Linked DNA regions of Mus musculus: region 1 is linked to region 2. A link is a loop called in an ENCODE intact Hi-C map of the cell type or tissue named here. Cell type or tissue: left cerebral cortex. All regions are shown on one strand.

Evidence for each region. A loop is a pair of places that touch in the nucleus more often than their neighbours do. Peaks named below come from ENCODE experiments on the same cell type or tissue, not always from the same donor. Only the 100,000 strongest peaks of a DNase experiment are listed, where the experiment ranks them.
Region 1: a loop joins it to region 2, with 2.5 times the contacts of the local background. A loop is called at or near these places in 2 of 42 quality-filtered maps.

Annotation. Positions count from the first base shown.
Region 1 is chr14:66,262,223-66,264,722 of GRCm38, reverse strand. The region is part of intron 1 of Ptk2b (PTK2 protein tyrosine kinase 2 beta); the gene reads left to right. Among named protein-coding and RNA genes, the nearest start is that of Ptk2b, 18 kb to the left of the region's middle. In left cerebral cortex, no CTCF peak of the experiment used is centred here; a DNase peak (open chromatin) is centred at 1,169; H3K27ac peaks cover 1,640 bases.
Region 2 is chr14:66,189,163-66,191,662 of GRCm38, reverse strand. Ptk2b (PTK2 protein tyrosine kinase 2 beta) reads left to right here. Exons shown (of 31, transcript NM_001162366.2): 3 at 1,429-1,607; 4 at 2,002-2,089. Among named protein-coding and RNA genes, the nearest start is that of Gm52098, 12 kb to the right of the region's middle. In left cerebral cortex, a CTCF peak has its summit at 1,088; DNase peaks (open chromatin) are centred at 1,170 and 1,537; H3K27ac peaks cover 347 bases.

The DNA.
Region 1 (2,500 bases), 73 kb before region 2:
AGCCCATGATGTGGGGATCTAGCTACAAAGGTCTGGGCAATTGGAAAGAGGGGGTAGCTGCTAGACCCACCAGGAGCTGAGCTAGCTGAGAGCCACAGTCCATCAGTTCCTTAGCCTTGAAAATAGTTTGATTACCAATCTTACCCAGGGAACTGCTACTCCTGGAGTTGTATCAGGAATGTTTTATTCAAGCCAAAAAAAAAAAAAAAAAAAAAAAAAGTGCCGCCTTTGGTGACTAAATCTGTCTCAGGAATTTCAGCTATGATCAATCCCGCGTTGTTAATTTTTAATTTCTTTGGCTCATTCCTTCATCTCTTCCAGATCATTCCCCATTTATACCTCTGTGGACACAGAGCTGAACCTGCCCTTTTGCCCTGTAGCTCTTCTCCAGTTCCCTCTTGGAGCTCCTTCCCTCCAACCTCGTCTCTTGAGTCTTGCTCTTTGCCTTAGTCCATGCTAACAAAGTCCCTGGTGCCCCTCAAGATTACGGGGTCTCCGTGACCTGTGTATCCCACATAAAGCCCAGAAGCTCTGGAAGGTTCCAGGCACATCCCTGGGTAGTTCTGCCCTTTGCTGTTTATTTATACCCGCCTAATGATAGTATCACCCTGGAAGGGACCCACAGCTCCAGATTGTGTCTTCACAGAAGCCAGCTAAACTTCTTGCCATGCGCTGCTGGTAACTTCTCCTCAATATTTTACAAGTCATTAACCATTGCCTTGCATACTGATTTTCAGAAAATGTTTGGAAGAAAAAAAAAAAACAAACCTAGGCCCAGTTACTTGCTCCCATTACTTTTGAAGACAGTGATAAGCACACATGCTCCCCTCACTTCCCTGTCCCAGACACCGTAATCCTGATGGATACTAGAGGTTTGTTAGCAAGGGCTAAGAGGGGCAAGACTCAGACACAGGGGTGGGGGGGGAAGTGCCCCAGTATGAAGTAGGGGAGAGCTGCAGGACTGAAGTCGATATTCTGCAGTGTCTCCCACCATAGCAGAGGGAGCCTTTGTCTACAATAGAGGTGATTCTCCATTGTCCGGAGACACGGGTCACAAGGAGGAGAACTGGGGCCTCTGTTTCTAGGTATGCCTAGAAACCAAGCCTTCCCTCACACCTTGCAGCCTCCTCTTCCCAGCCATGTGACCACACTTTGCAAACCCTCCAGCTCAGCCTTCCTACACACTTCACCACGCTCAACACTGACAGCCAATGTTTTCCTCACCAGACCATCGCGAAGATTAAAAGGCAATAGATACTCACAGCTCTATCATGTATCTGAATGCACCGTGTGTGCTGCTCTATATGTCACAGGTAATCAATCTGTCTAGTAATTCTGTGTATCAATGGAAGCACATATAGAAGATGCAAGTGTGTATATCTGAAGGGTTGGTGGAGCCTCATCCCCGCTCAGTCAAACTGCACATACACCAAATCCCAGCTCTGCAGCTCAGAGCCTCAGCATGGTCTCTGGCAGTTTGAGACTCACCTCATGTGCTTCTTATCACCCCTGCATTATTGTGCCATCTTGGCTATGTCCCATCATGACACACCAGAAAACATGGTCCCTCACTGAGATGGTTTGTATATGCTTGACTCAGGGAGTAGCACTATTGGGAGGTGTGGTTGTTGGAGTAGGTGTGGCCTTTTGTGGGTGTGGGCTTTAATACCCTTGTCCTAGCTGTCTGGGAGTCAGTCTTCCACTAGCAGCCTTCAGATGGAGATGCAGAACTCCCAGCTCCTCCTGCACCATGCCTGCTCCCACTTTTGATGATAATGGACTGAACCTCTGAATCTGTAAACCAGCCCCACTTAAATGTTGTCCTTTATAAGACTTGCCTTGGTCATAGTGTCTGTTCACAGTAGTAAAACCCTAATTAAGACACCCCCTCACCCCAAGATGCCACAGCCTACAGGAAGAAATGAGGATTTTGCAGGTTGCATGGAGACATAGAAGGAGAAAGGAAAGGGAAGGTTAGAGGATGTGGTATCCACTATTTCTCTGGTCTCCAGCCCTTCTTCTTTCTGTTTCCCTTGCAGAACAATAAGCAAACTCTAAGAGGTTCCCTGAGTCTCATCTCCTAACTGCACTCATCAAATGGGAAAAATAGATTTCTTCCTGGAAGGACGATGTCTGTTCTATTCCCTCTTCAGCACTGACTTACGTTTAAATAAAGATGTCAGATCTTTGAGACGGAGTAGCCAGTGTTAAAAATCTGGGTGAACTCAAGGCAAACTCTGACTCAGCAGATGGGGGTGGGGGGAGGCGCTACCTGGTCAGTGAAGAGCTGGAATATTCTGACAGAGTAGCTTACCATGGGAGACTAGTGCTCTAGTTCCTCAAAAGACAAGCCAAGCCGGGGGTATGGTGTGGTGGGTTTGGGGGTGTACAAAGAGAGGGTATTTGTGTTTCATGGACTCCAAGGCTGATGTTCTAATGGTGGGCCTGGGTAACCTGTCTAAGATTGCACCATTGACTTTCTCATCAACCGAAAAGGCAG
Region 2 (2,500 bases):
ATTCTCGTCCAGGCTTCTCTCTCTGGAGCCACTGTAGATCACTTCCTTCACCTTCAGCCTTCGTTCTGATTTCAGAGATGATATTAGATTGCTGGTCTGTACTCTGGTCCCCACATCCCCCACCCCACACCATGCATCTCACAGAGCGGTAGTGGGCTTCTCTGAGAGCCATTGTCTTTCTTTGTAGGAAAGAGAGTTGTATGGAAGTTCAAGAGAATTGAAAGGAGGCATCTGGAACAAGACGTTAATTGGACATTATTTTAAACCAGCATTACTTAAATATTAGTCTTGACATTTTCCTAGAAGAGAGAAAAAAGCAACATGCTTGCTTCTATTTCCAATTATGGAATTAATTGCATTTTGCTTGCTAACTTAGACAACTTCTTGGGAGGCATGTTTAAAAAAAATAAAAAAACATACAGTCTAAACAATAAAGCCTCCCTCCTCTTCCTGGCCAGCCTGCCGTCTCGGGTAGGCTGATGTAGGTTGGGTATCCATGCATTTCAGACTCCTAGTTCAGAAGGGTCAGTGTCAGTGAGGTTTTAAATCTGCATCCAGGGAACTCTGCTCTGCCAGGAGTGGACTCAGCTCACTCACTCTATGTGGACCCAAGGGAGAAATGTGATTACCAGCAGCTAAGTTGGGCTAGTCAGGGCTTTCTGGTGGGCTTCTGGGAAGCCTTGCAGTTGACATTCATATTAATCAGGCTGGCCTGTGTCTGGGCCAAGAAGTGGGGGCACTGGTCTGTGGGTGTGGGACCTGCTGAAACTGTGGGTAAAAGAAAAAGAAAACCCCAAGAGCAGAACACAGAGGCTAGTGCCTTCCTGTCAGCTCTCCTAAGATCATCTTTTCGTGGGTCTGTCCCTTAAGGTCAGCCTCATGCTTCCATCTTCTCCAGCTCTGCCATGCCCCAAGTCAGCTTGGCAAAGCAAAACATTGGTGTCCAGGGCTCACCATCCCAGCTTAGTCCTGGCATCAGCTTACTTACCAACAATAACGCAGTGGTAACACCTGCTTGCTTCCCTGAGTCACGTGGACTCTGTGCAGTCATGTGTGGAGAAGACCTGGCAGATCTTAGTCCTGTACTGCATCCTGCTGGCTAGACTGGAAACTATCCAGAAGGGGCTTTTCACAGGGCACATGCCCAGCTGGTATTAATTGTTTTTGAACTGTGCTCTCAGCCTCTGCATCTTGTCCTCGCTTCTGCTACCTCCTCCCACTTCCTCTATGTCTGTCTCATTCTGCCAAATTGTTCATTCACCGGGCAGAGCACACTGTGTCCCAGGGCCTGTGCTCACTGTCAGAGAATCAGAAATAAATAATAGCCAAGACAGACTGCCACACAGGATTAGGGGATGTTCATGGGGAGCCTGTGAGAGCCCAGCAGGGGTGCATCCCTGACCCTTAGCCCTCCTGTCTCCTCCCTAGGAGATCATCACCTCCATCCTCCTGAGTGGGCGAATAGGGCCCAACATCCAGCTGGCTGAATGCTATGGGCTGAGGCTGAAGCACATGAAGTCAGACGAGATCCACTGGCTGCACCCACAGATGACCGTGGGCGAAGTGCAGGACAAGTATGAATGTCTACACGTGGAAGCTGAGTGGAGGTAGGAATGTCATCCTCCCTTCAAGCATGCCCGAGGCTCGGAATCTTCTAGAAAACTGGAGTGGCTTTCTAGACTTAGTCCTCCCACCCGTCCGGATGAGAATAGTTTTGAGGTCTAACCTGGCTTCCATAGAGAATCCTCATTTCAGGACAGTATCTAGGTTACAGTTCCAGACCAGATGCTGTTGGTGCTATGGTAAGAGGGAGCAGAGGGCGGGAAGGAAGGAGAGCCCAGGCCAAGGGCGGGTCTTTGAGGTAAGGAAACTAGTATCTGTGCCAAAAGCCTCATGGATGGCCCTTGCATGCTGAGGGTAGAGGAGCTTTGGCCCTGTGAGTCTTACTGCTCTCTTGGGAATTCAGCTTCCCAGTGTCAACCAGAGTCTGTCTTGATACAGGTATGACCTTCAAATCCGCTACTTGCCGGAAGACTTCATGGAGAGCCTGAAAGAAGACAGGACCACATTGCTGTACTTTTATCAACAGGTGAAAAGCACCCCACTGTCTTCAGGGGAGATGGAAAGATAAAGGCCAGCCTTCTAGAAGGCTTCCCCTCCCCACCCCCAGGCTGTTTCTTATGCTCCTATCTCCCATCTGTGTGGCTGTGTACCTGTGAAGCAGGAAAAGCAGGTTGGTGCTCAGGCACCGAGGTGTGGTTTCCTGCCACTGACCATCCTGGTATTCCCAAGGACTTCATTTGCATGAGTTTGCTTTCTCCTCTTTAAGTTTAGAGCGGTAAAGAGAGTTGTCACAGGGACCAAGTGACGTCCATTCATGGCAGAGTACTGGCAAATTGGCCCGAGGAAGAACAAGTTGTAGTTCTTACCACTTCCCATGGTGTAAATACTCCTGTTGTGGCCTCTTTCAAGCCATCAGTGTGGCACCTGCTAGCTCACA